6 separate regions of the Mus musculus genome follow, and regions 1, 2, 3, 4 and 5 are each linked to region 6. A link is a loop called in an ENCODE intact Hi-C map of the cell type or tissue named here. Cell type or tissue: left cerebral cortex. All regions are shown on one strand. Region 1 holds the start of Cdrt4os1 (CMT1A duplicated region transcript 4, opposite strand 1). Region 2 overlaps Cdrt4os1 (CMT1A duplicated region transcript 4, opposite strand 1). Region 3 has its middle 21 kb from the start of Cdrt4os1. Region 4 has its middle 41 kb from the start of Pmp22. Region 5 overlaps Cdrt4 (CMT1A duplicated region transcript 4). Region 6 holds the start of Tvp23bos (a long non-coding RNA gene).

Region 1 (5,000 bases), 83 kb after region 6:
CACACATACACACACACACATGCCCAGTAAATAGAATACAGAATCCCCAACCTGCCTCCCCTGAGCCATATTCAGCTTCCTAAAAGCTACTTTCATTAATGGGTCAGTGTACACATTTTGGGATGTGCTCTTAGTCTACTTGCAGAACTCTAAGATTACTTCACATGTCCTTTGAGGTGAAAGACCAACCAACAACCAGCCGGCCTCTCCACCTCTCTTTTACCTCTCTCAGCTCCCTTCCAGTAGCTCTGCCCGAGCCCCCGTGACCTTGCTGAGCCTCACCCACACCAACAAGCTCCCTCCTCACGCTTCCCTACCTGCCCTCCTCCTCACTGGAATCTCTCTCTCCAGCTGCCTGGTTCTCTTGCCTACTCTCTATGTCTCTGCTCATGTGTGCTGCTATTTCCTGAGTGTCTTTTCTAAGGTGCCTACCTTCTTACTCCATACCCCTCCCCCCCTGCGCGCGCACACACATACCTCTGTACCGCACGGCACAGCAGAGATTCCACCTTCTGTTGACCGTTGTTCTCCTTCACTGAATGAAGCTTTACCAGAGCAGAGCGTTTGTCTATTTTGTTCACTGTTGTGTCCGTACTGCGTGGAACAGTGCCTGCCACACAGTGGTTGCTTAGTAAAGTGTAGACCGATGAACACACACATGACCCTCACCCATCCACATACTAACATATTCTATAATACAGGGTCCTGCTCTTGCTTTTCCAAACTCTCTGAGATCTCAGAACTTGTTGCTTGTGGAACGTCATCTTATTCTTCCAAATGTCTGTTAAGGGTATAATGGTGTTAGTGTTTAACTATTAGGCCTCTTGATGATATTTGGATATCAGTTCCCTAGCCATCGTGAACAGTGCAGTAGAGTGCCCTAGAGCCTGCCTGGCCTCCTTCCTTCCTCTTGTGCAGCAGAAGGACCCTGTGTGCTACATCCACTCCAGTAGTGACTTGCTTGGCAGGCCTAAAGGCCTGGAAGCAGTCATGAGGCAGAGAGTTTCATGGAAACTTAGCCTCCTGGAACCTTGGCATTCCCATAGCTAGAATGCCCCAGATTTGTCCCTGTGATATTGTGGAGGGTCTTCCATGCTTTCTTACAGTATTTTACTGGATAAGAATTAGAAATCTCAGGGCAAGCTTAGCAAAGTATACTTAGAATCTTCACTACAGTCAGGCATTGCAAACTACATCACATATTAGAAGAAAGTTGGTGAATTCTTCTGACAAATGGAGATTCCCTACAGATACTTAAGAACAGCCAAGTTACTCTCATATGCAAGAATTTACCAAAGCCTAGGAAAAAGGGGGGCTGTGGTATTGCATTATTCAGGATAAGGTCTGCTCCAGCAGAATGCCCCTGGTGCTAGCTTTCACAAGGCTCAAAGAAGTAGCATAAATTGTGACTAGGGTGTGAAATCCTTACCTGACATTAGCTGACTCTACCCAGGGCTGTTTTATCTTTACTGTAAACATTGCCTGGTTCCTGCCAGTCCTTTGAAGTCATTCCTCTGTTTTGTGTCAGATACTTCAATGTACCTTGCCTGTTGTGATACCCTACTCCTTTGTTTTCTGTATTATATAAAACTGATGCTAACTTTGACAAAATTACATCCAGATACAGCACTCCCTGGTGTCCTGTCTGTTTGTTACCCCCCTTCTCGCCAACTCCTTGCCCACCTGTAACCAGAACCCCGAAATTTCTTCCGCAGGTGGAGGGAGGTGGATTGGGGCTGGCCCACAGCAGAAGATTTCCCACAGATTGAGGGGGGCCGACTGAGCCCAGTCCGTGGCACCTGTGTATACTAAGCAAATGCTTTGCCTGACCCTTTTGTTTTTTCATTTTTATTCTCCCCTTATTGTTTTGCTCATTAACATAATCGTCTTTTTTGACCTTGGCTTGAAGGTGATATCTACTTCTGATTCTGATCCCTGATTTGCCTGACAAAATGGGAACAAATCATGGCTGCAAACCCCCACCACAGTGGCCAAAGTCATGCCAGTCACTTGGCTTTCCTTGTCACCGTGGACCCTATCTACTAGAGCTGTGCACCTGAATAAAGCTTTCCTCTCTAATTGCTTCTGTTGGGTAATTTGTTACACTGAGGAGAAAAGAAACACAGAAAGTAACAACCTTCTTCCAGCCCTCAGTTGTCCCAGGCCACATCGCTGCGTAGGTATGATAGGAAGGGCCAAAATTTGAGCTTTCCAGCTTAGTAGTTTCAAAATACTATCTTTAAAATAGGAAGGAAGGAAGAAGAAAGGCAGAAAACGCAAATCAGAAGAAAGAACGTTCACCTTCATTTTCTTGGTGATTGGCTGCTCAGGGTACACTGGATAGGCTGTGGGGCCACCCTGTGGCCCAAGCTAGAGCCTATCCACTTCCTTTAGCTCTTCTGCATTGTCCAGGCTTCCTGTGGCCCTTGTGTACAGTGGGAGGTTGGTATGAGGTTAATGTTTGGAGTGGGTGAGTGTAGGAAACAAAAGCAGATCTTTACACATTTGTCCTTCTCTGCTTCTTTCTAATAGAATCTTGAAGTGTCCACGGAAACAGGCTCCCATTGTGTGTCTCTGACCAGGGCCTTCTGAGCTGCTTTGAGAGATCCGGGAAGTAAAACTTGGCTCCTTGGAGAAGCAACTACAAGAGAGCCTGACTCTCGGGGACCCTTTCCTGGGAGTCATTTGAGTCATGTATTGGATACCTGTTCCCCTCCTCCAAACATCTCTGTGTTTGAATTCTGATACCACAGGCACTACAGGTGCTTAAACTTTGTTTCTTGTCCAAGATGTGCCCAGTCAGCTCCAAACAACCAGTGGCAATGCACAGATCCTGGACCCTTGCCTCCTATTTTTAGAGACCATGCTGACATTCAAGGAAGGGTGGCTGTGAGCCTGGGAGCTCTTCCATTTGGGTGAATGAGCTATGAGTCCTGTTCAGAGGAGAAGAAAGTCACCTGCCCTCATCCCAGTGCCACCTCAGCATCCTCCCTGGGAGTTCAAGTGTCAATCACAGCTCCCAAGCATCTGCAGGACCTGCACCAGGAGCAAGCCTCTTGGCCTGTGGAATATCTTCAGGGGTTGTTGGTGTTTGCCTTCCTCGGTGGAGCAGCTGGAGGATCTTGGCTCCACCCACACACGCCCACCAGGGCATGGCTCCTGTCACCTGATATCTGCATCACAGGCCAGAGGCAATGAGAATTATGGCTGCGTTTACTGAGTAGCAGACACGGCTGTGGACCATGTGTATTACATCACAGACTCCGTGAGGCGGCTGTTTATATTATCCCCATTTTTATCACAGCCATGTGTAGGGATTCAGTGAGTCTAAAAAAGGTCTTTAGCTCACTGTAAAATCTCAAGAGTGTTGGCAATTGCACACATCAATCAGGGACATTATGTTAGTAGTTTAAAATTACCCACTCACTAGTGGAGTAGTCGCACTTCAGAAACTGGCCATCACTGCAGTTCAGGTGTTTGTGTGCATGTGTGCATGTGTGGGTGTTTTGTGCCCTCCTCACTTTTATAAAAATAAATTAAAATTGGCCTCTCTATTAAAATCAATGTACTTAAAGAGGAGACCCTTCCAAAACTCTTTGATAGAGGAGACATCTTTTTCTGTAGCTTGCTGTCACCATATGGATCATAAAATCCAAGGAGAGAAGAGTGGGCTGTGCCTGCAACAACCTTGGCAGGGAGGCAGGAATTGCAATGATGGACAAGAGGGCCGAAGAATGCTAAGGTGCTGCCTAGCAAGCCAGTGGGGTTTGGTATCCCTGGAAGTGGGTGCCTGTGTCCTGCCATAACACTTCTGACTAAATTCTCAAAGGGAGCTATAAAAAGTTCATGGCATCTCCAAGGGATGCTGGTGTGGGACAGCCACTGGGCAGACTGGACTAAGTTTGAGAGAACAGGTGTCTCCTTGGTTTCAGGTTTCAGTTCTGTGTGGACTTCCCTGTGGGGACTCTGGAAAGGTACCAGGAAGCTTTGCTATTTTGGGTAAGAAGACGTGGTGTGATGTACAAATACCCTATGTAGTCCATCCTTGCCCCACACAAATGCCTGCATGGAATGCCACACCAGTGCCATTGCCACAACTTTCACAACAAAGTTTTCTTAACATAGCCTAAAACCAAGGTCTGTGTTGTATGGAATGAAAGTCAAGTTAGCATTTGTGTGGACCAAATCAAAAACAAAGGAAAAATTATTTTGTGTGTTTGTCAAGCAATTGAATGTTTGTGGAAGGTTATCTATCTATCTATCTATCTATCTATCTATCTATCTATCTATCTATCTATCTATCCAATCTATCTAATCTATCATATATCTATAATCTGCCTCTATCTATCTATAATCTATCATATCTATCAACTACCATCCATATCTATTTATCATCTATCTGCTTACATATCATCCATCAATCAATCATATATCTGCTTATCATTCATCTATCTATCCATCTATTATCTATCTTATGGTACTGGTTTTGGAATATAGGGCCTTACACATAATGGCAAAATTCTCTACCTCTTAGATGCATAGTAATCCTGGATGGCTTGTTCATAGTTCTGGGGTTTGGTTACAGCTATAAGTTGGGCATTTAATCTAAAAGTCCCAAATCCATAAGATACCAACATTGGAAATGTTTTGCATGTTAACGTGACTCCACAGGCAGAAGACTCCATGCTTGACCTCATATGATAGACTACCATTAAAATACAAGTACATTAAAAATATTAGGCAGGGTGGGGGAAAAAGAGAGGAAGGAAGGAGGAAAGAAAGAAGAAAGAAAGAGGAATGTACACAAACGAGGCAACTTATAGAAGAGTTTATCATGTGCTTACAGAGCCTCCATGACCATCATGGAAGAAGGCGTGGCAGCAGGCAAGCAGGCATGGCACTGGAGCAGTAGCTAAACTTATATTTTGATCCACAAGCATGAGGCAGAGAGAACTAACTGGAAATGGCATGGGCTTTTGAAGTCTCAAAACCATTCCCCG
Region 2 (5,000 bases), 77 kb after region 6:
TAGTTTTTGCAGTCCAGGGTCCTTATGCAGGAGGGTTAATGTCACACAGTTATACAGCTTCCTCCTTTAGGATGTGCAGAACACAGCGAGCTCCTGAGCCAGAGGATTTCTGGGTCTTGTCAGGGCTCCTTCAAGGTAGCTAAGCAAACATGGGAAATAGAGGAGCCAGCATAGGGAAGAAACCTGCCCCCTGCACTGTTACTGACCATGCATCTGTGGAGATAAAGAACAAGGCTTAAATGCCCTAGCCCTCCAGCTGCTCCCTGTGTGAGTCAGCAACTGTAACAAAAAGATTACAAAGTGCTCTCTAAGCTTTGTCCAAGCCAACAGGGCCTTCTCCACCACTTGGTTCTGGCTTTAAGTTAGTTCCCACCCCTAGACTCTTAAGGAATCTGTTTGTTTGTACAGACCAAAGGACACTTTTTTTTTTTTTTTTTTTTTTAGAGCTTTCAAGTTATTTGTGGCAGATAGAGCACAGACTGAGAAAGCCACGGAAGGGCTGTGGGGGAGGGGGAAGGAGACAGATTTGATGGAAACTCAAAGCTGACTTTCTGTTTGTTGAAACACCTCTTCCTACTTCTTACCCCTCTCTGGCTCATATCTCTTTTATCTGGGACCCAGGGCCTTAGCCAACTACTTGGAAATCACAGGCTGACATTGCTAGATCTCTAGGGGGCATGGTTGGGTTTTTGGGAAGAGCCAGGAGGCAATATAGAACACCTGTATTGTGTCCGCACAGGGCCCTGACACTTGGCACACACTGTAGGGTGCTTGGCCACGTACTGCAGACATGGAACAAGAGGCAAATTAACTATGAAATTATGTTGCTTCCCGTAAAGGTTACAGACTACACTTGGAATTTCATCACCCCGTATTCTATGCCACCCCACACTCTGTACCTCACTCTAAGCATGGCTGACTTTTCCATGTAGAGCCTCCTTGTGGGTACACAAACTGAGTGTAGGTGGTATGACCTTGACTTTATATTCCAGAGGCAGTGAACATTCCCTCCCCACCTCTGGCATTTCTAGGTGGTTCTTTTACTGACTCATGCGCTTCCTGTCTCCATTCAACCTTTCAGCGACCCAGAGCGGCCCAACCCATTCTTTTCAGTAGAGAGAGGGACCTGAGATGTCGCAGGATTTCAGACAAGTTGGGAACTTGACTCCTGGCACTGTTTCTGCACATGGGCCAAGTGGGCAGATATTTTTTGTAGAGAACAGTCAGTTTGAGAGCCAGCAGCAGCTGGAGGGAAGTTGGTCTGAGTGTGGCTGACTCTTTATTTATACTTTTGCACACTGGAACCTGTGCATATTCACTTTACTGTTTAGAATCCTGAGACAAGCTTACTTTGGTAAGTGGGTGATAGTGGAAGTAAGAGAGCCTTGGTTGGTCCTCAAGTAGTTCAGTACCGAGTGTGGGGGTCACTTTTGAACTCAATACTTTGCCTGCTCTCAGATCACCTCAAATTTCTATCGGTGATAGTTCTGCTGGGTTTGGTCTGCAATTGCTGAGCCCAGGGTATATTGTTAAGCAGCTTTCCCCGAAACTCTTCTTCATGTGGTCAGATTGCTCTGTGCCTGTGGTCCCGTAGGTATTGAACAAGTCTGGCCACATTCTCCTGTGTTCCCTGGAGTGTGGTATGTGTACTGGGCCAGAATTGGTGCTCAAATATTGAGTAGGGAGTTTTTAAGAGCAAGCTCTAAGACTCAAAACAGAAAGTACCAAGAAGAGACTACTTCAGTGACAAGAGGTTAGTAAACACACATTTTTTTTTTTTTTTTTTTTGTAGGTGGGAATAGGCTGCCTTGCCGTAAACTCTACTCCTAGTCTTAATTCTATTATCTAAATAAGAATAATGGACACCTTTTATGTACTTTTTCTTTTAAGGTACTGGGAAAACAGAAGGAACATGAGACACAAAGTCATACATAAAACACATGGTTAGTCTGTCCCTTTAAAAAAACCTTTCAAGCCTTCATGAGGAGATTCCAAGCTTATTTTTCTTTCTCTAGCCTTTATCAGAAGGGACATAATTCCACAGCCCTAATGCAGCATGCTGACAGGCATCCTGCAAGTGCACACCAAGTGCTTGCTTGTGCCAGGCAGCGTGCCAGGGCCTTGGGTGGACATGGCAGACATGCAATTCTATTTTTGTGGTAGAGACAGACACTGGACACGCATACGGTCCGGGCAGCATAAGGAGTGCTTTGCAGAAGCAGGGGGCACTGTAAGAGTGGATTTGCCGAGGGCTCATGACCTCCCTTCCTCATGCAGAGGGGATGATGGGAGGAGGCAGGATTAGTCTCAGGACAGCTGCTCATAAAAGAGAGTGAGGTCATGTTGAAGCTGTGGCCAAATTGAATTTTCGTGGCTGGGTGAGTTTTTAAAACTTTGCAGAGCTGTCTTCAGTTTATATTCAGCCCCGGTTTCCGTGTTTGTTTCTGTAGCACCATGGAGCCGATCCCTAGTTCAGGCTGGCTTTTGGTGACAGCATCTCCCTTTCTGGTCCTAGTGACAACACGGAAGAAGTGCCAAGCGTTTGCCTGGTGGTCTGTCCTGGACAACTGGGCTGGACATTGACAAAGGAGACCTTGAGGACTCTTGAGCGTTCATGCCAGACCTGGGCAGGTGCCAGACCCCAGCCTCCAGCAGCCTTCAGATTCCAACCTCCATTTCCCTAGCTCTCTCATGCAGAAATGCCAGTTCTGGCCTTCATGTTTTCTCCCCGCAGCCTGCTTACTTTCCCAGATCTCTGTAGTGAGGGCATGGGCTGCATTTTAATCTTGACATTACTCTTTATTGTCATGGTTCTTTCCTTTTCCTCTGTCCCTTCCTCTCTTTCCTTTCTTCTTTCCCTTCCTCCTTATCTACTTCCTGCTTCCCCTTCATTCCCTTTTCTCTTTTTTCATTACCTTTTGATCTCCATTGGTGTGTGGGTGTGATTGATTGATTGCAAAATAAAATGATGCTGCTTGTAAGTAGCTGGTTTTCTTACAACCTGTGAATACAGATTCTGACCTCTGCAAACTTTCGGAGGGCATGCTCTTTTCATATGCAGTTATCAGGAGTAGGAGTCTTCATCCCAAGGACAGTGGGAAGTTCCCAAGCCTTTCCTGAAAAACTCTGAGGGATGCTTGCATAGTCCACAAAATTGTCTCGATGGCCACGTGTCAACCTGGCCACCAGTATCATCCCAGAAAAAGAATTATCTTCCTTTACTTTGACATAGCCATTGGGGCTCTTGCAGACTCCCAAAGCATAGCGCTGTGTAGGGCATAAAAGCCAAACCTTGAAGGCTTAGGGAGAAGAGCAGCAGAATGCTAGTTGCTGCACGACAGGGTGACTTTCAGGGGCCCACAACCTAAGCTTGATTTCTGTTCTGTACTGAAGGCCAGCTCCACTTTGAACATGGATCAGTACAGTACCCTGCAGTGCCTCTGTTAATCCTAGAGACAAAGCCTCCTGCAGCCCACTTTCTCCTACCAATAGCTTCCTGATTCTCTCCATCACAGACACAATGGCACTGGTAACACTGTCACTTTATTCTTCTGTTGTGTCTAGTTCTGTGGCCCGGAAAAGACAATGACAACATTCAGCAGGGTACTTCCTATTGCCTGCCTTGCCCCATCTAGCATAACAGAACAGCCAAGGCTTCATATCAGCTGAGCAGAGCAAAGGACTCTAACCTGGTCCTCTATCTACTTTATATCATGTCTAGATTATAAATATGACAAAGTGAAGATTATGTAAATGTTATTCTTCTGTGTGGTTGATGAATAATGACAATAAAAAGCTCTGTGTGTTCAATACTTTTTAAAACGTTCTTTAAAAATATTGTCAATCAAGTTTGTTGACTCTGGACACAGTACCTATGGATATGGAGGACTCTGCTTATATGGAAGGATACACAATATGTATAACTTTCTCACTTGTTGCCAGTACTGAAGGACAGCTACTGAGGGAAACCTGCTCTGAGATTCAGAGACCTACTGAAACACGCTACAACTCCCACAAGTAAAGAAAAGACGCCATCCTCCTAGACCTCAGCCTTTTTCAGTTAGATGCATGATCTCACAACATGGGTGCCATGATCTTCCCAATTCCAAAATCCTCACTCTGGATCCTCCTTAAGTTGGCAGATCACAGCCCCTCTGAAGAGGGCATGGTGCAGCCACCACCCAGGACACGTGCCCAGCAAGCAGCCATGGAATTCTGACCTGATTAGAAGTAGAACTCGCAGATATCAGTGTTGGCAGCTGTGGGGATGCTCCATGCAACTTGAAACATAGTGAACTGGCAGATTTGGGCTGCAGGCCCATGTGGGTGTGGGTGTGGGTGTGGGTGTGGGTGTCTCCCACCTTGAGGCTCAGGACTGACAAGGGAGTTGGATAAGGTGAATCGTGGGGCTACTGAGGCAGGGCTCTAGTTGAGACGTATCTGTTTCACATATCACTGTTTCGTATCAGAGTTCTGAATTGGACTGAACTAAAGGGATTTTGGTCATGAGCTGAAAATTGTTTCAATAAACATACACATTTACAGTGACATGAAGTAGGTGATGCGTTGTATAATCACCACATCGGCAGCTATGCCGGGACCTCTGAAAGGAGACACTTTTTCCCTTGGTGTGGAAGGGTAAGAAAGATTCTGTCTGGTGCGTGTGCCCAATGGAGACATTACACTTAGAAGAGCAGCACTGTGGGGCTGGAGAGATGACTCAGCAGTTAATAGCGTCGGATGCTCTTTGAGAATGCAGGTTAGATTTCCAGCAGTCACGTGGTGGCTTCCGACAGCAACCCTAGCTAACAACTCTGCAACTATGAGGTTCTCTTAGCTCAGTGTGTTGGCCACTATTTTGTAGCTGTGACAAAATAGCTTTCCAAGCTTAGAGGAGAATGCCCATGGTTTCAGAGGTCTCAGTACACAGAGGGCTGTTTTCCTTGCTTCTCTGAGTCTGAGGAAGCTCATTAGTTACCTTGTGGTGGCCAAGAGTCAGA
Region 3 (5,000 bases), 100 kb after region 6:
ACAGGGGCAGGCAGGCATCGTGATTGGTTGATTGACCTGAGTTCTATAATATAGCTGGGGTATGACAGATACAATCAGGTACAAAAAAAACCTTAGCAGCAAAGGCCAAATGACCAGTTGGGATGTCTGTCTATATAGACAGGTGGAAGCTGGGGATGCAGCTCAATCGTAGAGTCCTTGCACAGCATACACAAGGTCCTGGGTTCAACCCCAGCACTGAGAAAAAAGGGGCGGTATGGGCGTAGGTCATCATGTTTCATGAACATTAGTTAGGAGAGACTAAAGAAGATGGGAGAACACTGAAAGAACAAAGAAAATGGGGGGGGGGAGGGGTGCATGTATAGACAAATAGACAAATAGTAACATTAAATTTAGTGAACTTATTTCTAATCTTGGGGGTGGTGGTGTGAGAAGAGCCTTTTTTTTTTTTTTTTAACCAGAGAACCTTCCAAACATTCTGGAAGTGCAGCAGTACCACACATCTCTAGAAGTGAGAGTCAAAGAGAGGAATACCCCATGAGAACCCTTTTAAGAAGTAGAGTCCTCTGCTCTCCCTCATCACCCCCTCTCTGCAGTTAGGTGATTGGCCCGCATGCTGATGGAAAACCAGAACATCGTTGCTCTGAAAGAGACTGCAGGTCTCTGGACTGAGGGACACTAGGACAATGAATTAATACTCAAATGGCTATTTTGGAACATCTCCTGAGGGCAAGCTTCTGGGTGCTGCAGGAGGTGGTGGCCTCGCATCGATGGAGGTTTGGTAATGGGAGACATGAGTCATGACAATGCAGATGCCAAAAAGGCCAATTGCCTGCCAGTTCTTGACGAGATGGGCTTAGCTAGTGCTTATGGGAAATAGTAAGAGTGGACAAGAATGAGAAATGAAGAGGCAGAGAGCTGGGAGAACAATGACAATATCAGAGGGCTCGGATTCAAAGAGGCAGACCCTTGCCAGGTTGTTTGGAGGATGAGACACCAGATGTTGTGTTTGCAAAAGGCTCCTGCAACTGAATGTCTGGAGAAGTTGGGACCAGGCAGCGGGGGAGAGGGTTCCTGGGCTTTATCAGTAACTAAGGGGTCTGTTAGTAAGGAGCTAAGACAATGGGAGGATTCAGTGGGACCGAGACTCACAAAAAAGACCCTTCCCATGTCCAGGGCAAGGGCTTATCAATTCCTATAGCTCTGCTTTCCCTCACCAAGGACTGTGGTTCTTTATAAATGCAAACACTTCGGGCAACTTAGGACCCTGGATTTACAACAGCCAAGTCCCAGGGCTTTGAATTCTTGTGGGGGGAATCTTAATTACAAAGCAAACTGGACTTTAAATGGAAACACACATTCTTTTAAGCAATTTCTGGAATGTTATCAGTCTTCAACCATCCACAATCTTGGACTTACTGTTCACTGTGAGGGGGACCACCCAGGAAGGCAGCCAGGCAGACCACTGGATAATCTCAGTCCTGTAGTCTTGCTGCCCTGCCTTGTCCTGGCTCCTCCCTAAGGCTGGACCCAGCACTTCAGCCCTATCATCTGAGAAGTGCAGGGCTAACCATTGGCGCCTTGCAGGGAGCAAGGGCTCAGCAAATGCTAGCTGTTATCTTTAATAATTACGATTGGTGCCTGGGTGAACCAACCTTTGACCATGAAGTGGCCTGAGAGTTCAGAGCTGGTCCTATGGGCTCTGGGGGTGGGCAGAGAATGCTGCTGCTGGATTTCTCATTTTCAGCCCTCTTCAATCCAATTTCAAGGCATGCCTTCCTGAAACAGAGATATTTCTTTTGCCTGGAATCTAAAGGGAGATCCATAGCATCCCACTGATGGCATTGGATGCCTCTTCTGTTTGAATTTATTGTTTTATGTCTCTTCTACTGGCTTTGGTATAAAATATATGCACTAACTTAGTAATTTTTAAAGGACAGTTCAGTGGCATGGAATACATTCAGATTATACAATCAGGTCCCACCTGAGCGCCTAAACAGTGCCTACTGTCTCATTGACTGAAGAACTACTATCCAGCTTGTTATTCTGGGGCTCTGAGAAACTTAGAAACCAACCTTCAATCAGATGTGACAACTTGTCTCCTGACATCTGGTCCCCAAGCTTTTTTCTTCTCAGTCTGACTCCCCCACCCAACCCACATTCATACTGCAGGGAGACCCCAGGCCATGTCTAGGCTGTGGAAGCCCTCAGCCTCTGGGTAGCAGCTATTTTGCACTCCCTGCTCAGCTTAGGTGGGCACATTCAAGAAGGTGCTTTGCTATTTCATAGGAAAGTTTACAGGACCTTGTAAAGATTACCAGGAGCAGAAATGCCCCTGGTGTTGTAGGCAGACAGATCTAAGGTCAGATCTAACAGCATGTGAGACACGAGCTGTGTTTTCTGACCTCATTCCTCTTTGGTAGACTGGGGATCAAATCCTCAAGTTAGTTATATTCAGAGTGAGACGAGTTATCCATGGAATAAAATACAACTGACTCTAGAAAATCATCTCCATGCAGACAGAGGCTCGAGCTCTTGACCTACATGTCAGCATCCCCCTCAACTTCTACCATGTAACAGGTTTCTATTTGCTCAATAGAACCAACCCATTCTTCTGCAATCATTACATGTGAACCCACTCAACAGTCCATGTTTTATATGTCAGAAACTGTTCAGCAGTAATCCTGACCAAGATCCAGACAGCTGGCAAATTGGAAGCAATCATTATCCATCCAGCCAATGTTTATCACACTGCATATTTGCACAGAACAAGAGGCTTTGGGTGTTGTTTATATTATAGTCTACGAGTATTTATGTGACAGCCTACGATTATGCAACTTCTTACAAGGACAAGATGAAATCCAGAGTAGTCTGTGTGTGAGGAAGCAGTGAGCCCTGAGGAATACAGACTTCCCAGAGGCTGAAAGGCACCCTGGGAGGGGCCTCCTCTTAAGGCATAGCGAGCCATATACGATGACGATGACGCTACCTCTAACTGTTGGAAGAGAAGGTGATTTTGTGTAGGCATTCTTTCAGTCCGCACCTCCTCCCTTTCATGTGTTGTGTGAAGAGGACAGCTAAGCCCCACAACATTGCTCTAACACATCTCCCTAGGAAGTTAGCTTTGAGAAGAGTTTTATTAGGAAAGAAAGAATAAGGAGACCCATTAGACCCTGAGCACAGGAACAAAGTGAGGAGAGGCACCTGGAAGAAGGTAGGACAGAGAAAACGGTGACCTGAGAACACACTATTGCTGTCCAGGCAATAGACTATGATTTGATTCTTCATACGTGACTGGTCTTCATGGCTGATGCCCTGTGAGGCATTAACCTGCATTCACTAAATAAAAAAAGAAATCAGAGAACTCTGGCCCAAATTCATCAGATGAGAGAAGCTAGCTGATGCTTGTCATCAAAACGTAATAATGAGAAGATTCAATCAGCTCTTACGGAAGAATCTTACAGAAGGATGCAAATAGAGTCATTCCAGTTGGGGGCAAATGATTCAGTTGACCAGACTCAGAGTGCCTGATGTGTCAAGGGATATAGGGTTATAAGAGTAGGCCTACTCAAAAGACCCATAGCACCTTTCAAGGAACTTCTGTGTTACTTTCAAGGACCCTAGGGCATAGTGGCCAGGAGAATTTTGTGGAGCTGAACCCAGAATGGTGAGAATTAGCCTTGCTGACTAGTGACAGGTGTGCTAGTGGGCCATTGCTATATCAGAAGGGTTCTGGGGGACTTGTCTGTCAGTTGCATCTCTTCCCTGCTCTCCTCTCCATGGCTGGATGAATACAGACAGACTTTCTAGATGCTATTCGGGCCACCCATCTCTGGCTACAGCACAGCTCTCCTTGGCTGGGACACAGTTCTGAGCATGAGTCACACTGTCGTGCTGGGTTGACACTTCCTCTCTAGCCAAGGGCGAGCCGAGCCACTTCACCCTGAAGTCTACTTTAGTTCAAGCACTCTAGCACGTTACCAGCAGATCTTACTGCCGAGAGCCATCCAGATAAAGTACCCTTTGCCCAGTACTAGATGCAAAGGAGCACGAGGCACTGCCAGTGCAGACTTAGGGAGCTGAGTCAGTGTTACGCCATCCTCCCTGAGCCCAGGGACACAGCCGCCAGGAGATGTCCTTGGCAACAGCCACTTTGACAGTTTTCTGGGAGAGATGACACTGTTTTAGCCACCACAGCCAGGACACTCCTTGATTTTGGGCATCAGCCCAGTCATCCAGATTCCAATGGCTCCCTTAGCTTCTTTCTTCTCTGTTAACAGATTTTTCTGAAAACAGATAGATATACCCAAGCCATCCACACCTGGTCCTCTCGATGTGTGTTCATGAAGCAGCATAAATGGCTAATTATCTCAGCATACACTGTGTTCTAGCTATTTGCTGCTACACTTAGCCCCCAGCTTCTTCTTTCCAGGGAACATGGGCATATGAAAAGCTACCCCAGAGATTGGTCTGGTAAAGCATGGATCTGGCCCAGGTAACTCTTTCTGTGGCTCTAGTTATTATGCATGTGTCTGTGCCCCTCTCCTTGCCCCTGAGTCCAGCTGACACTTTCTGGATTTGTCTGTTTGATAGCAGTGTGCTATCCTGGAATCCTTTTAGTTCACGGGAGTAACATTTTTCTCATCCCTTCTCCTCATGCTCTGGCATTTATATGCTGGGCCTCCTCTGATGTTCAACATGTTGACCAAGATGTGATGGGGCATCTGCTGGCCAGGAGACAAGTGTCCATCCCCATACTTCAGAGATGCTCATGCAATGCCAACTGCATACGACATGTCTTCTGCTCTGGGCTCTCATATGAAAATGAGAGGTTAGCATGGTCTCGGGGCACTAAAGAAGGCTGAGGTCACTCTGAGTTAGCATCCTGCTGGGTGGGGCAGGGGTAGGGATGACAATGGAAAACAAAGAGTTAACATCTCCCCTGTGCTCAGTCTTTGCTAGGCATTGCCTGTGGCTCAGGAGCCTGTTCCCTCTACCCATAACCTCATCTCTCAAGAGAG
Region 4 (5,000 bases), 250 kb after region 6:
AAGCTTTTAAACAGTTAACATCTTGTGATGTCCCTGCTTTGACACGAACTACATACTTTTTTACTGCGAATACTTCTTCGGTGTCTTGACCATGTTATCTTTTTATTATTTCTGTCTGTTATGACATTGGGATTCTTAAAACTCTTGAACTCACAGCTGTTTAGCTTTCAGTCTTAAACAAAGTGCAGAAGTGTCCCGTATACCTTGCTCTGACCTCACGTTTCCCCTTTCATCCCATGAGCCCCTTTCAGCTTGTAAGAAATGCCTTTTTATAATTCATGTTTTAAAATACACAGAGGAGTAAAGGTAAATCTCTTGTCCCGATTGCTGTAAGATTTATGATAAAGACGGGCAGGAGAAAAGCATTGCACATCTATTAAACCAAAGTTTTATATGACATCAGAGCCCTCAGAAACAGAGACCTTAAGAGCCAGGAACCCAGAACGTTATGTCCTTTATGAAAAGCGAATGGATGCAGAGATACCTAATGGCAACGTAGCCAGGCCTGTGTGCTCATATTCAGGGTGACCTTCTGTGGAAAATTATGTCTGAAGAAAGACATCTGTCCCTTGAGGGTCTTCAGCAGTTTTAGTCATGGGGACTCTCTTGCCTCTTGTACTCTCATTCAGTCCCATCCTGGTAAGCAGTACACCAGTGTGCCATATAGAGGGGTAATACTTCCTATGACCCATCACATGCATAGAGTTGGGAAATAGTTTTGTTTGGCTTTGTTTTGACATTTAAAATGGTCGCTGGTCTTTCGGACTTTGTTGGTTCTTTTGATTTTCTCACCCTTGTGCACCCTTTTAACCCCTAACACTGGATAAAAGAGAAAAAAGGATAGAGAGGAAAGGGGGCTATGTTATTGTTGGACAACTTCCTGTTGACTAGGGGCACTAAGTTCCTTGGGGCAAGTTTGATCTTCACCATCAGGATATCTAATTTCTTCTTGTTTCTTCTTTGTGTACCTAACAAACTGCCACCACCACCAACCAACAGCAACTAACCAACAATCCACCCTGCCTCTCAGGGCCCTAGTATTTATATATCCTCTGAAAGGTCCCCAGAATTTCAAACACCACACAATCACAGAAACTATCTGCTGCTGGCAAAAATCACATCCCCACTAGAGCATGAGGCAAATCACAGTCAGCAGTGTGGACAATCTGAAGCAGTCCCATACCCCACTCCTGGGATTAAAATGAAACATATTCTTATAATATTGCTGTTTTTAAAAAAATGCCAAAATTATCACTACATACAATCATTTTTGGTACATTTTCAAAAAATTACGTTCAGATGAGCACACTGGAGTGCAGTTTCCTGCAAAGCCTGAAAGAAGAGGGTGGAGATCCTAGAACTGGAGATACAGGAAGTTCTGATTGCTTACTTCATTGGTTAACTTTTTGTCAATTTGACACAAGCTAAAGTTGTTTGGGAAGAGAGATTCTCAATTGAGAAAATGTCTCATAGGATTGTCCTATAGGTAAGTCTGAAGATCATTTTAAAAACAAAAACCAAAAAATCCCCACACATTAGTGATTGATGTGGGAGGGCTCAGACCACTATGGGTGGTGTCACCTCTGGCTAGTGATCCTGGGGTGTATAAGAAAGCAGGATGAGCAAGCTATAAGGACTAAGCCAGTGAGTAGCACTCCTCTGTGGCCTTGCATGTCTGTGTATATGCCTGGTGCCTGAAAAGATCAGGAGAAGGCATCTGATCCCTTGGACTAGAGTCACAGATGGTTGTGAGCCACCATGTGGATGCTGGAACCAGGCATGGGTCCTCTGGAAGAGCAGCCAGAACTTTTAACTGAGGTATCTCTCTGGCCCCAACATTCTTTTGTACAGAAATGATCTGATTTCTATGTGTTTCTAGAGCTTGCAGTGTAGAAGCATTCTGAGTTCTCCCCCTGGTGGCTGTAACTGACATTTGGAATCTCTTTCATCTTTCCTAAGAGTCCTTGACCTGCCTCATGCATTTTGCAGTTGGGTTGTGTTTTTATTCACAGGCTAAGTTTAATGAGTGCCTGGTCCAAAACGCTGTGTTTCTTTGACACAGTCTCTCCAACCCTCCTGCAGTTTAGAAGAAGCCAAAGATGGACAGGGTGAGGGACTGGATGAATGCTTACACGTGCTGGCCTCATCGAGTCCTTGAAGGGGTGGGCACTCAGAGACTGCTCTTTGAAAGAAAGGAAAATGTTTTCTTAGTGGCTTCTCTAGACTGGGGAAGAAGCGTTGTTAGCAATTGTATGCTATGAGCAGTGTGGAAGGCTTCTCCATCAATGCAATAAACCAAATTGAGCCAAATTGTAAGTATAAAGGCAGGTTTACTGGGGACAGCTCTCGGTGGGTTTTCTGATATCACAGGAGGAGGTCAGGGAAAGTCTGGGCTTGGGTAAGGGATTCTTAAAGGGGAGGAGGAAGGAGCAGTGGTGTGGTGGTGAGGTAATAAGGTTATAGCCTTATTCAGTGAGTTTAGGGCCCTGTAGGGTGATCTTAGGTATGGTGCTCACTTTGGAATTCAGAACTAGGAGCTGGCTTTGTCCAGTGTTTTGCACAGACTTTTACAAGCTCAAGCTCCTGGTCAGCAGAGAAGGGTGGGTCCATACCGTCTTTGGCCTTTGTCCCCAAACCTCTGGGCTAACACAGTATACTACAGATATCCAGGCAGATGACAATATCCATATAGCTCTTCCTTGAAGGAGTTTTTGAACATGGAGATAAGGCTTGTTTATTGAGAATGTATAGGTATACATAGGAGGGTTTAAATTTGTTTTACCTTATTATGTGTGCATGGGTGCTTTGCCTGCATGTATGTCTGTCGCAACACACACATGCAATGCCCACAGAATTGAGAAGAGGGTGTCAGAGCCCCATGAACTAGAGTTAAAGATGATTGTAAATTGTCATGTAGCTGCTGAAGATGAACCCTGATCCTCTGTAAGTCCAGCCAGAGATCTTTATGTCTGGCCCATTTCTGCAGACCTTCAAAATAGTTTTATGACCCTAGGAATACCTGAAAACCAAAAATAACTGAACTTTGCCCAAGGATTATTTATCTACACAACAAGCCTCCAGGGATCACTGTTGCTCTAGTAGAAGTTCATTGCAGAGAATGTCTTGGGTAAGACAAGGCCTGCTCTGATTTAATGATGTTCTTGGGGTTTTGCCATCTGATCTCCAATACTGCACTTTGTCTTGTCATTCAAGGCTGTGCTAACACATTCTAGATTTTTTTTAAGTCTATTAACAGGTGGAAAAATAGGACATCAAATGTGTATCTTAACATACCTGATTCAGTGTTTACAATCTCTGAGGCCATCTTGACACCACTACTATTTTCCCGTGCAACCACACTTTGACTCATCATCCCATCGGCAACTGGTCAACCTCAGCATATGCTCACACTGAGCTGGGGTAGCTCCAAGTATGTGCTGAGGCATGGAAAGAGTCCAGTCCTTCCTGTTACTGTTGGCTGCAATCTCTGCTGGCACAAATGTTGATAATTGCTCCCCCACATGTGGACCTCAGGTCCAGCCCCTTCCAAAACTTCAGGCCTGGCTTCAGGGAAGCTCGTGCAATGGTTTCAGTGACTTCCCATCTTGCCATCTGTCTGTGGTCAGAGGTGCCAGCTGGTGACAGCGTCCTCGTGACAGCATCCTGACTCTTGCCTGTCCAGATGTGTATGAGTCAAGCCCTTGCTCTTCTGCTCCTCACATTGCAGGGGGTGAGTACCATGAGTTTGGTTGTTTGGGTGTGAGCTTGAACTCAACAGATAACAAAAATCTTAGCTTTCAGCCATCCTTTCCTTGCCTCGCCTTCCTATTAACTTGTTCTGAATTCTGTGTGTGTTTTTATTATTGAGTTTTAGTGAGAGGTGAGAAGGCCCCATCCACAGTATTTGGAGAAGGGAAGTGGGACAGGCCATGCAGGGGACAGATGACAGGAGTAGGCACAGAATCTCATTTTAGTTGTGAGGAAAATGTCTTAGGAAGCAGATTCCATGAAGATTCCCCTGTGATGCAGGCAGAAAATCTGGACCCAGTAAAAGTGCTCATCCTGTAGAGCATTGGTGCCCTGCCTTTCCATTTTAAGGAAAGGAAAGAAAGAGCCACAGGAAGGATGAGAGACAATGCTTACCTCATCTGCTTGTCACATACAAACTGAAGAAATGAGTAACTCGGCATAACCGACTCCAAGCTTTGCCCCACCTGATCTGGGCTGAATCAGTGACCATGAGCTTCTAACTGCTGGATCTCTCTGGGATGCCCCTCTTGCTTCCACTCCAATCTACCCTTGGGTGGGAATGCATTCCATGGGGCCGCAGTGGAGAGAGCAAAGCACAGTCTACATAAGGAGGTGTTGAGGCCTGGGGCAATCTTAGCTTGTAAAATTTTTTTCTTTTTTAGTCTATGATAAAATAGATCATATTAGATATTATCAATACCCATCACCTATTTTCTCTCTCCAATTCTCTCCATATCTCCCTAACCACACCCCCTTTCCAGAACTCCTATCTTTGTTTTGTTTTTGTTTGTCTGTTGATGCTCTTATAACCCACAGACCTGGTTAAATATATAATGCATTTTGAGTTGCATGTTGGATACATGGATATAATTATGACTCGGTTATTGTTTCTGTTTGGAAATTAAACATGAGGTAAGGATATATGATTATGTGTTAAGTTGACAAGGGGTGGATTTGTGCTAGCTATTCTTGGAACAGCTGGACTTAACTAAAACCCAAGCAGTTACACCTGTGAGAGAGTTTTCTTGAGGTGTTTTCATTTGAGAGTTTTCATTTGAGGTGGGAAGACTCACCCTAAATCTAGACCATCTGTAGTGTGAAAAGCCTCAAATCGTCCACACCTTCTGGAACAGGCATGGAACAAGGAAGCACTTGCTCTCTGCATGTTGGCAAGTCCATTTGTTCACTGGCATTAGAGCCTCCTTCAGGATTCTGGGATATACTGAGGATCACCTGAGACATCCAACCTT
Region 5 (5,000 bases), 61 kb after region 6:
TTCAGAGGACTCTCTGTGTTATGGGGGCCAGGAGACAGGGTATATTCTTTGTTCTGATCTGACAAAGTACTGGTAGAGCTTCCTGGAAATCTTTGTGTGTGTGTGTGTGTGTGTGTGTGTGTGTGTGTGTGTGTGTGTGTGTGTGTGTGCGTGCGCGCATGCTCACATGATTGAACACTGGTGGTAGTAGTGGTGGTGGTCATGAGTATCTCCTAATTTCAGCCTCAGTTTTCAGATTTGACTTTAATTAGATCAGGTCACTGAGGTCCAGGTGCAGCCTGAGCCTTTTAATCCCTGATGATTTATTCACTATCATGTGTTAGTGCATAATGGGAGTCATTTCCTCTGCCACCAGTGATGGATGTTGAGAGTGTGAAGTATGGATCTGTGTTTGTATATACATGCCCGTGTGCACGAACATCACCATTTGTGTGTAAGTGAGCATTTGTGTATAAGCGCTAATGTACATACATGGACCCAAGTCTGTACTAATTTGTGCACATGTATATGTTCATATATATTCACTCATATGCAGATGTGCATGTATTATGCATGTGCTCATCTATGTATGTATTGTGTGTGCCGGGCAGACTTAGCTATAGAAGTCAAGGTGCGGATTGTCTTAGTTAGGGATTCTATTGTTGAGCTAAAGCACCATGACCAAAGCGACTTGGGGAGGAAAGAGCTAATTTCATCTTACAGATTGTTGTCCATCATTCAGGGAAGTCAGATCAGAAATCCAAGGCAGGAATCTGCAGGCAGGCACTGAGACAGAGGCCACAGAGGAATGCTGCTTACTGGTTTGCTCCTCATGACTTGCTTGTTCAGTCTGCTTTCTTATACAGCCCTGGACCACCTGCACAGGGGTGATGCCACCTATGGGGAACTGGGCCTTTCCACACCAATCATTAATCAAGAAAATGCCCCACAAGAAAATTTGCCTATAGGCCAGTCTTACAACAGCGTTGTTTCAGTTGAAATTTCCTCTTCCCAAATGACTAGTTTGTGTCAGGTTGACATAAAAGTAATCAACATGGAGATACTTTTCTGGGGCGTGGTATTGAGGAGTTTGTAATCCCAAAGCTCTGGGAGTTTTGCCTTTTCTATTTTAGGCAGTATATAATGAATTTTAAATAAGAGTGTGACATAATCAGATATTGCTCATTTTCTTTCCCTGCTCATGCCTGGTTAGTGTTTGGCACTCAGTGAGCATTGGTGCATGTTTGTAGAAATGAATGGATTTATAAAGGTTTCTAGTTGTAGCTTTCAAATGGAGATTGAACCAGAAAGAGAATAGTTTGGGGAATAGACCCTAAAACTGGTGTACAGTAGGGAAAAAGGAGTTTCCACTTGGGCGAGCAGGAAGCATGGCCATGCACTTAACAGAACTGGGCATGGAGACAGAGGATGCGTGTTTTCAGACGTACAGCATGACAACAGACACAAGGCTGGGCTTTGGACAGGTTTGATGAGATGCGACAGCACAGGGAAGAGCTTGTTCAGCAGATAGTAGATTAGAATTACTTTCAGAAGAGAGATGGCTGGAGAAATGTTCTTTGGTAATCTCCAAGTGTCAGTGATACTGAAGGCATGAAGCGATAAGGTTGCTAGCGAGCCCCTCTCCTTTCCTCTCCCGTGGCTCTTGGCAACTGTTTCCGTGGCCCTTGGCAACTGTTTCCGTGGCCCTTGGCAACTGTTTCCGTGGCCCTTGGCAACTGGTTCTGTGAGTCAGGCTTTCAAATACCGCAGATAGTGGAGTCCTATGGTGTCATTTGACACTGGCTTATTTTGCTAACTGTAACTTGAGTAACAATTTCTCATAGCCTCAGGAAGGGCCTCTGCGAGGTGTGCTTTGTATGACAGTGTTGTGATAGCCCCTGCTTCTCTGGGAGTGTGTGGTGCTGGGGGTCTCTTCACTAAGCAGCTCATGCCCACAGTGGTTTTGGTTTGCTTTCTGTGGCTTCTTGGCCTGCTCGGCAGTCACCTGGCATCCTGCCAAATGAGACTTCCATAGGCTTTGTGCTGAGAGACTCAAAGATGGCTCTTGGGTTCCATGATGCTCCCGAGGCTTGGGCTATTGGGCCCTGTTGCTCTGTCCCTGTCATACCACAAAGCATCCAGCTTTCTGATTATCTCATGAGAGCATCACTTTGCTCTGTCATCTCCCTACAAAAACTGACTCTTGGGGTCCTTTTATTTGTTGGTATCAGGGGTTGAATGTAGGTCTCTGTGCATGCTTGGTAGGGCATATAACCTTCAGGAAGTTTTTACTTTGTTTGTTTGTTTGTTTTTCGAGACAGGGTTTCTCTGTATAACCCTGGCTGTCCTAGAACTCACTTTGTAGACCAGAAATCCGCCTGTCTCTGCCTCCCAAGTGTTGGGATTAAAGGCGTGCGCCACCACCGCCAGGCAAGTTTTTACTTCTTAAATACTTTTTTTTTTTTTTAAATTAAAAGTCAATGTCTTACTTGGCTATTAGGCTGGTCTTGAAGTTGTAACCTCCTGCCTTAGCTTCCCGAGTTGCTGGGATTATAGGCCTGGGCCACCAGGCAAACTGATTCTTCCCAGATACTTCTTTGGCCCTCTGTGACAGGAATGATGACTGAGGGCTTTTACCACACTATCCTTCAGCCTGAAGGTCCTTCCTGGAGGCCTCTGCCTTGCTTTGATGAAGGTCTCAGAATCCATTGTGTCTCCTGTTCTTATTCTTGTGTGGTTGTACTACAATGAGGGGGAGACCTGGAGCTGGTAATATGGAGCCCTAGAGTCTACCAGGCAAGCATCTCACCTGGTTTTTTATCCATGAATATAAGAGAGGAGGACGACAGAGCTCAGCTCACAGCAGAGGGGAAGTGGCTTTGGGCATGTAGAAATCTTTGCAGAGGAGAAAGCTTGAGCAGGCAGTGTTTGCTGTGCCTCATGAAAATCAGAAAGCTGTTTGAGGCCTGCAATTTAAAAGATGCCGCACATCACTTATAGTGGCTAAACTGGAAACACCTTAAAAAATCCTCAAACAGAGATATCATTAATAATAATTTGTTCCTTGGATGGATTGCTGAGTAGCCTCTGAAATAATTATGAGGAATACTTAATGATATGAAAAGATACGAATAATGGCAGAGCAAAAGCGACAGTCCCTGAGGAGTAAGTGTAAGACGGTAGTTGCCAGATGGCACTGGGATTGTGAGATTTAAAAATATATCACCCCAAATCAATGTTGATATATAATGTCTATTATAGGAGCACATACCAATGCAGGCGACAAAATACATACTTAAATTTGGGAAACATAAACAAAGAGATGGCCAATCTCCCCACCCACCCACCATGGCACATGTCTCTAATTGCTTTTCTAAGGGGCTGGCAATTTACTTCCTGTTCACAGCTTTCTAGTGACCCCAGATGGAGAGAAGTAAGGAACTGCACTTACAAGGCAGAGTTTAAACTAAGCTTTGAGCCCTGTGCACTTCCCTCCATCCTCTGGTTTGCACCATGCTTAGGTCCTGCTCGGAGCCTGCCTTCCCTGCCAAATGCCGCTGTGTCTTTCCGTTTAATTTTTATCCCTCAAGTTGTGTTAGAGTGACAGTTACTGCTGGGTATGAAGGGCCTTTGTGACAATGTGAAAATCCTTCAATTTTTAAAATGACAGTTTGGATTGTGGCTCATCTGTAGACCATTCACCTCAGACAACTGGGAACTTGGTTCAATCATAATTTGGAGTCACCTGTGACCTGAGAGTTGAGTGTGTTTAGTGATACAGTGCTTTGTCACATTCTGGCATCAACTGGGACCCAGCTGTCAATAATGCTAGAATAGCGGAATCTAATCGGAGTGAGTGGTTACTTTAATTCGTTGCTTCTAGAAGGGTCTGAAGGGTCAGTTGCTCACTCTCTCTAAAGTCTGGGTTCCTACCCTCCATTCAGGAGTTCTGAGCATTTGAGAGGAGGTTGCCTAGACCTCCTCTGATTGAGATCAGCCCTGGGAAATTCTGGCTGCTTCCCCCATGTGTTCTCTGGGTTCACAATACCTGCATTGTTCCAGCGGGAACAGGACTTCCTCTTTCTGATTGATTAGTCATTGTGTGGCCATTTCACGCCTTAGGAGCCAGCTGTCAGGCAGTAAGGGGGTCTCTGGGCACGGATTGCCTAAATCTTTTCATGTTTGTTTCCTGGGTATGGGCTGTTAGGGTTGTTCTTCTATATCTTTCCTACTTGACTAGTTGATTAATGTATGAGTCTACCCAAAATGCCCATGCAGGAAAAGGTAGAAAGGCTCCTTTGTACCTGTTTGGTTTGTTCTGGAAATTTAATTTTTAAGTTGGAACTTGATTTATCGATAATACAGCCCATGTATGCTTTATGTCTAATGGGTCTTTCGTATTACCTCATCAAAGGAAACATTATGTTAGATGGAGTATTTCTTGAGTAAATATAATATTTGTGTTCAATGATTGTTCCTGAGAGCTGTGCAATGCTCAGAACTTCTTCTGGTAGGGAATTTGTGAAGTGTTGCTTCGACCAGTTCAGCATAATAATTTGTGTGTAAAAGCAGCCATTTGGAGGCAGTGATGGTCTGCCTAAGGGAGCAATATGTCCTGAGCAGAGAAGTGGAGAACATCAGGGCTGTCATTTAGACCCAGAGCTGTCCATCTGTCCATTCGAGCTGTCCATCTGTCCATTCGGGTTCAGCAGAATGTTTTCCTTCCTGATTCTTGATTCTGTTCCATCTTTCCCCATCCAAGGTGGTTTGCTTCCTTGCAGGGCTATAAGCAGCTTGCTCAGTATCTGGTGCAGACTGGGATACTGGGATTTATTTAGACTTTTATGTACATGGCTTTCTTGGCTTTTCTTTCTGATGATTTGAAAGGCATATATTAGTCTTGTTTGATCTCTTATAAGTATGGGAAACCTACTTTGCAGATCCTGTACACTGAGAAGGGCAGACATTAGAGCAAGAGGTAAATGTAAATGCACTGGGCTCTGAGCCAATGTAGGGCACTG
Region 6 (5,000 bases):
CTAGAGTCACTGGAGAAGAGGGAGCCCCAACTGAGAAAATGCATCCGTAAGATTGGGCTGCAGGCAAGCCTGTGAGGTATTTTCTTAATTAGCAATTGATGGGGAAGGGCCCATTATGGGTGGTACTATCCCTGGACTGATGGTCCCAGGTGCTATAAGAAAGCAGACTGAGCAAGCCATGAAGAGCAAGCCAGTAGACAGCACTCCTCCATGGCTTCTGTGTCAGGTCCTGCTCTTAGGTTCCTGCCCTGTTTGAGGTCCTGTTCTGGCTTCTTTTGGTGATGCACAGTGTTGTGGAAAGTGTAAACCAAATAAACCCTTTCTTCCACAACTTGGTTTTGGTAATAGTGTTTCATCACAGCAATAGCGACCCTAAGTAAGACACTATCCTACTTGGCCCCCTGCTCAAGCTCCCACCCCACTCAGAGACTCACCAGTGACCATGTCTCTCAGACCAATATTCCCAGACGTGTTGGAATAACTACTAGTCCTGGTAAAGAAATTGACACGGGGCTGTTTCTCCTACATGATGGGACACATTTATTCTAACAAGAGAATAAAAGGTGTGGGACCAAGTAATGTCTTACTATCCCCTCGTCCATCCTGAGAACTAACTTGCACTGAATGTTGGTATGGTGTTGGGTGTGGCTTGCCCAAAGGTCCATGTGCTAGAAGCTGGGTTCTTGGTGTGGTGATGGGTGGGTGGCATGTTGAGATATCTAAAAGTGATACTTAGGCGGTCCTCAGGCTGGTCTCTCCTTCGCTCTGGCTTCCTGTGTGTCTCTTTCTTTTGCATGTTTTTCCCCATGAGGTGATGAAGACAAGGGATTCTCTCATCTGAGAAGATGCCATGCTGTTTGGATTTCTAGTCTCCAAAGTTTTTTCTTTTAAGTACTCAGCCTCAGTCATTCTTGGTATAGTAACAACAGCGGCCCAACCTATGCATGACGTTGACTCAGAGGAGTAGCCGTTCTTCTTCTCTTCTCCCCTCAAAATGGCAATTGAATTAATTTCTAGGTTTTAGTCCTTCTAGAGAAGCACTGAAGGGGAAGGGGGAGGGGCAAAATCCCTTTATAAACCACAACAAATCACTGTACCTTATTGAAATAAATCACTGTCCTCCACTTTAAAGGTGATTTGATATACACTCAATACATTTTTCTGTGGTTATGAGCATCTGCTATTCTTGCAGAGGACCCAGGTTCAGTTCCCAGCACCTCCTGTGGCAGTTTACAACCATCTATAATGCCAGTTCTGGGGATCTGATGCCCTCTTCTGGCCTCTGTGGGCAGTACCTGTGGTATACACACAGACAAGTGCACACACATACATACTAAAAAAAAAAAAAAATCCCCAAAAAACAAAAATTAAAAAGTGCATTTTCTGGGATTGGTTCTTTATCTCAGTGGTAGATTTCTTGCAAGATCCTGAGTTCCATCTCCAGCATTCACCCTGTCTAAAAGGGAGTGCATTTTTCCTCCTCTCTAGTTATTGGCACTGCTTTCCAGAACTATCTAACTCCCTCCCCCTCGACTCCTCAACATAAATCCTGGCTGAAAGCTCACCCTGTGCTCTTCAACGATCTTCTCGGTTTTTCATTTCTTATTCAAGTGAATCTTGGCCTGTTCAGAAACCACAGGATTTCACTTATGCCTTCGATCTGCCCTGCTTGCTCCTTCTGTGTCACCAAACACCAGGAGCTGACAAAGACAAAGATGCCGTTAGCCAGAAGAAAGGGGGCATAGCATTTTGCATGTTGAAACAGTCCTTTCTGTAGATGTCTGCATGAGAAGCCTGTGCTGGTAGAGTCACATGCCACAGGGCCCCTCAGTCCCTGGTTCTGGGCTTCCTGGCAGTCTCAGCATCCTGGATGCTCAGCCAGGTCTCCCTTGATGGAGCCTGGACTGTGCTTGGGCTTCATACAGCTGTCAGGTCTGGTTTTCATGCTACTCATGGGGCCCCAGGTTGGGCCTCCTTGCTTGGCACTGGAACTTCATTCCTGGCTGTCTTATGACCTCCCCAGCCCTTCTCTCCCCCAACTGCCAAGAGATCTGATTCCATTTCCAAGACCTGGCATAACCCACTATATTCACAGCCTCCATACCACCCTGAAAACCCTTCCAATAACATTTCCTTAACTACAGTGGGCGCTTTCATTTCCTGATTTTTTCCTTTAAATTTTCCTGCTGACTAGGTGTTGCCAGACCGGTCACTTAAAAGTTAATTTACAGAGTCCCGAGCTTCCTTTAGGGAACACAAGCTGAGACGCCAAAATCTCTGTTTTTCAAAGAATGTGATGTTAAAAACCACCCGGCTGGGTCCCAGACTGTAATTTAAAAGAAAAAGAAAAGGAGGAGGAGGAGGAAGGGGAGGAGAAGGAGGACAGAGTGGGGGAGGAGGAGGAGGAGGAGGAGGAGGAGGAGGAGGAGGAGGAGGAGGAGGAGGAGATGACAACGATGATGACTACTACGAAGAACCACCACCACCACCACTACAACCACTACCGGAGTGTCCATGGGTTGAAGCGTTTTGATTTACACACCATTTTCTCCCAGATAATCCGAATTTTTCCAACCGAGTACATCACGCCAGTTACAAGAAACCATTCCTGCCCCACCTTAACCGCCTCCCGCCTTCCTTAAGCTTCTGGAAGCTGCCAGCAGATGGCGCTAGCCCACCTGATTTTTCCTTGTGTGGCCTTGGGAGTCAGACAGGGAGGTAGGTGGGGGAGAGGCCTGAAGTCAGAAGAACGCTGAGCCCAGGCCAAGATTTCTTCTGGCATCTGGAATGCATTAAAAACAACCCACAGAGCTGAATATAATTCTCCTTCGAAGAGAGTGGGGTGGGGAGAGAAGAAGAAGGAGGGAGGGAGAGAGGAAGACAGGAAAACAGAGCGGGGAGGGGAAGAGGGTTGAAAATGGCAGCGACAGGCAGAGAAGCCCGTGGGTCATCCTGGAGACGTGTGCCTCATCTCACTTGTCCATGACAGCTGCCAGCATTTCTGCTCTGGGTGAACAGGGCGACATGGTTGAGAGGAGGAAGCAAGCGACAACCAGAGGGTTCTGATAGGATGGTGGGAAGGGATTCCCAGCCTTCTCCAGCAGGCTCCTCCTCACTGGCTTGGCGGTATCTGCTCTTGAGGGCGCCTCCTCTGCACGCAGCCCTATCGGCTTAGAGCACAGCATACCCGTGCTTATGGAGGCTGTGAGCAGGTTGAATTCCAGGGACCGATCGGCCTTCTCTGCCACTAACCCTCACTCCTCCAACTTCCAATTCAATTTCCTTTTCTCCTGGGCCTTGACGGAAATAGTTTTTAATGGTTGCTCAACCGTGCCACCTAGTGCTTAGCAGATTCTGTGTGAAGAGCAAGCAAAAGACAGTGGGGACATACCATCTGGGAAGGAGGCAGCTAGCTGACTGTCAGTGGGGACCAGTCTTGGGTTTGCAGACCGGTTCTTCTTTTTACTCCTGATACCAAAGGACAAAGACACCCATTCCGCTAAGCTGGGAGAGAGCTGGGCCGGGTTGTGTCTGTCCACTGGGAGGCCATGCCGAGGTACTGAAGAGACCGTGCAGAGAGCTACCAGACAGAACTACCAGGCTGGGCTAAGCTGCCTCTGGGTGTCCTTTGTCCTTCACGGGAGCAGGTGTTGGGAGTCTGATTCTTGGTAAGCGGTATTGGGAGGTGATGTGGAAACTTTAGGTTCTACCTAGTGAGAAGGCTGCCACCGTGTGGTTTGTCCACCAGTACCATAGCACCCACCAGGAAGCCTATACTAGATGCTACCATCTTGTCATTGAACTTGTGAAACCTTGAACTAAAGAAATCTTTTTCCATAATAAGGTATGCAATCATGGGTGTTTCGTTTTAGCCACGGACAATTAACTACTAGTACAACCACCCTGTCAGACTGTCTAATTTCCATGAATTTAATCAAGGACATGGGCCACCAGGAATGGTGCTTTCACATACAACAGCTACCAGCAGGGTCTTAGAATCCTCCTGGCAGGGCTTGCTGAGTGACACAGCTGAGCCCCCAGCCTAACCTTGGAGCCCACTGCCATCTTCTTGCCCTTGTAATCCTACCAGCTGCCCTCCTGGCTCTTCCTGCTCCGGGCTTGCTGTCAGCCCCCTCATGCCATGCCACCCTCAGCCCCACCTCTCCTCTCCTCCTGCTCAGCCTCATGTAGACGTCTACAAAGAGCTGGCAGTGCTTCATGTTCATGTTCATTCTGGGGTCAACTCAAAGTAGTGACTGGCACCACGGACTGGAGCCAGTGTGAGAGGTCAGATCTTGTCCACTGCTGGGTAATTTGAGCCCGTTGTGTAAGCTGTCATAGCCTCAGTTTCCTCATAGGAAAAATGGGATGATGATAGCAGCTATGCCATTGGGTTGTTTTGAGGGCTGAGTTGACACATTTAAGTTGCTTACCCGGGACAAACACTTGATAATGGTTGCTGTTGTTAATAGCTCCCCTTTTCTCAAATCTGGTTGTCTTTAAGGAGTTCTGCTTTATGGGAAAGGGAATGTGGGTGGCTGTGTTAGTCTGTGCCTGGTCCTCTAGACTGATAGTTTCCAAACAGCAAAGTAGGTTTGGAAACATGTAACTACTCTCTTAGGATATATGAGGGAGCAGGGGACTTAACTTTCTGTGGCAGAGTTAACTGTCTATTCCCCAAACCCCATGACCTTTTCCCTCTTAGACACAAGCTAAACTACATTTCCTAGCCTCCCTTGTGAGACTTCATTCTGTGCAACTTAATCAGAGCCTCTGTGATACCAGAGTGCTGCTCGCTGTCCAGTCCTCAAGGCTGGCTTCGTCTCCATCTTTCATTTGATTGAAGAGGACACCAAAGTTCTGGGAGAGATGAGACAGAAGGGTCCCCTGTTCAGAGGGATGAGAGAAGCAACTCCAAGCAAAGAAAGACAAACTTTACCCCGTTAAGCCCATAAAATGTATCTTAGGATCATTTTATACTAAGCCAACGTGTTAAAATA

What was found. A loop is a pair of places that touch in the nucleus more often than their neighbours do. Peaks named below come from ENCODE experiments on the same cell type or tissue, not always from the same donor. Only the 100,000 strongest peaks of a DNase experiment are listed, where the experiment ranks them.
Region 1: it touches region 6 in a loop (2.7-fold over the local background); 11 of 42 quality-filtered maps call a loop at or near these places.
Region 2: it touches region 6 in a loop (3-fold over the local background); 13 of 42 quality-filtered maps call a loop at or near these places.
Region 3: it touches region 6 in a loop (2.2-fold over the local background); 3 of 42 quality-filtered maps call a loop at or near these places.
Region 4: it touches region 6 in a loop (2.8-fold over the local background); 11 of 42 quality-filtered maps call a loop at or near these places.
Region 5: a loop joins it to region 6, with 2.1 times the contacts of the local background. A loop is called at or near these places in 11 of 42 quality-filtered maps.

Annotation. Positions count from the first base shown.
Region 1 is chr11:63,001,628-63,006,627 of GRCm38, forward strand. It overlaps Cdrt4os1 (CMT1A duplicated region transcript 4, opposite strand 1), which reads right to left and starts at 2,507. Exons shown (of 3, transcript NR_126547.1): 1 at 2,302-2,507; 2 at 478-610. In left cerebral cortex, a CTCF peak has its summit at 2,370 (motif pointing left); a DNase peak (open chromatin) is centred at 3,310.
Region 2 is chr11:62,995,591-63,000,590 of GRCm38, forward strand. The region is part of intron 2 of Cdrt4os1 (CMT1A duplicated region transcript 4, opposite strand 1); the gene reads right to left. Gm46284 (a long non-coding RNA gene) reads left to right here. Exons shown (of 2, transcript XR_001780234.1): 1 at 1-2,378; 2 at 2,516-4,550. Among named protein-coding and RNA genes, the nearest start is that of Gm46284, 3.8 kb to the left of the region's middle. In left cerebral cortex, no CTCF peak of the experiment used is centred here; DNase peaks (open chromatin) are centred at 497, 1,179, 2,172 and 2,556; H3K27ac peaks cover 238 bases.
Region 3 is chr11:63,022,870-63,027,869 of GRCm38, forward strand. No RefSeq gene overlaps it. Among named protein-coding and RNA genes, the nearest start is that of Cdrt4os1, 21 kb to the left of the region's middle. In left cerebral cortex, no CTCF peak of the experiment used is centred here; DNase peaks (open chromatin) are centred at 2,846, 3,910 and 4,050; H3K27ac peaks cover 295 bases.
Region 4 is chr11:63,170,274-63,175,273 of GRCm38, forward strand. No RefSeq gene overlaps it. Among named protein-coding and RNA genes, the nearest start is that of Pmp22, 41 kb to the left of the region's middle. In left cerebral cortex, a CTCF peak has its summit at 1,923 (motif pointing left); DNase peaks (open chromatin) are centred at 1,917, 3,426 and 4,930.
Region 5 is chr11:62,979,941-62,984,940 of GRCm38, forward strand. The region is part of intron 1 of Cdrt4 (CMT1A duplicated region transcript 4); the gene reads left to right. Among named protein-coding and RNA genes, the nearest start is that of Gm46284, 12 kb to the right of the region's middle. RefSeq lists an enhancer at 3,464-5,000. In left cerebral cortex, no CTCF peak of the experiment used is centred here; no DNase peak of the experiment used is centred here.
Region 6 is chr11:62,918,558-62,923,557 of GRCm38, forward strand. It overlaps Tvp23bos (a long non-coding RNA gene), which reads right to left and starts at 4,074. Exons shown (of 3, transcript XR_388723.3): 1 at 2,679-4,074; 2 at 1,566-1,700; 3 at 190-1,040. In left cerebral cortex, CTCF peaks have their summits at 1,278 (motif pointing left), 2,661 (motif pointing right) and 3,346 (motif pointing left); DNase peaks (open chromatin) are centred at 1,577, 1,883, 2,145, 2,689 and 1 more place; H3K4me3 peaks cover 767 bases; H3K27ac peaks cover 1,229 bases.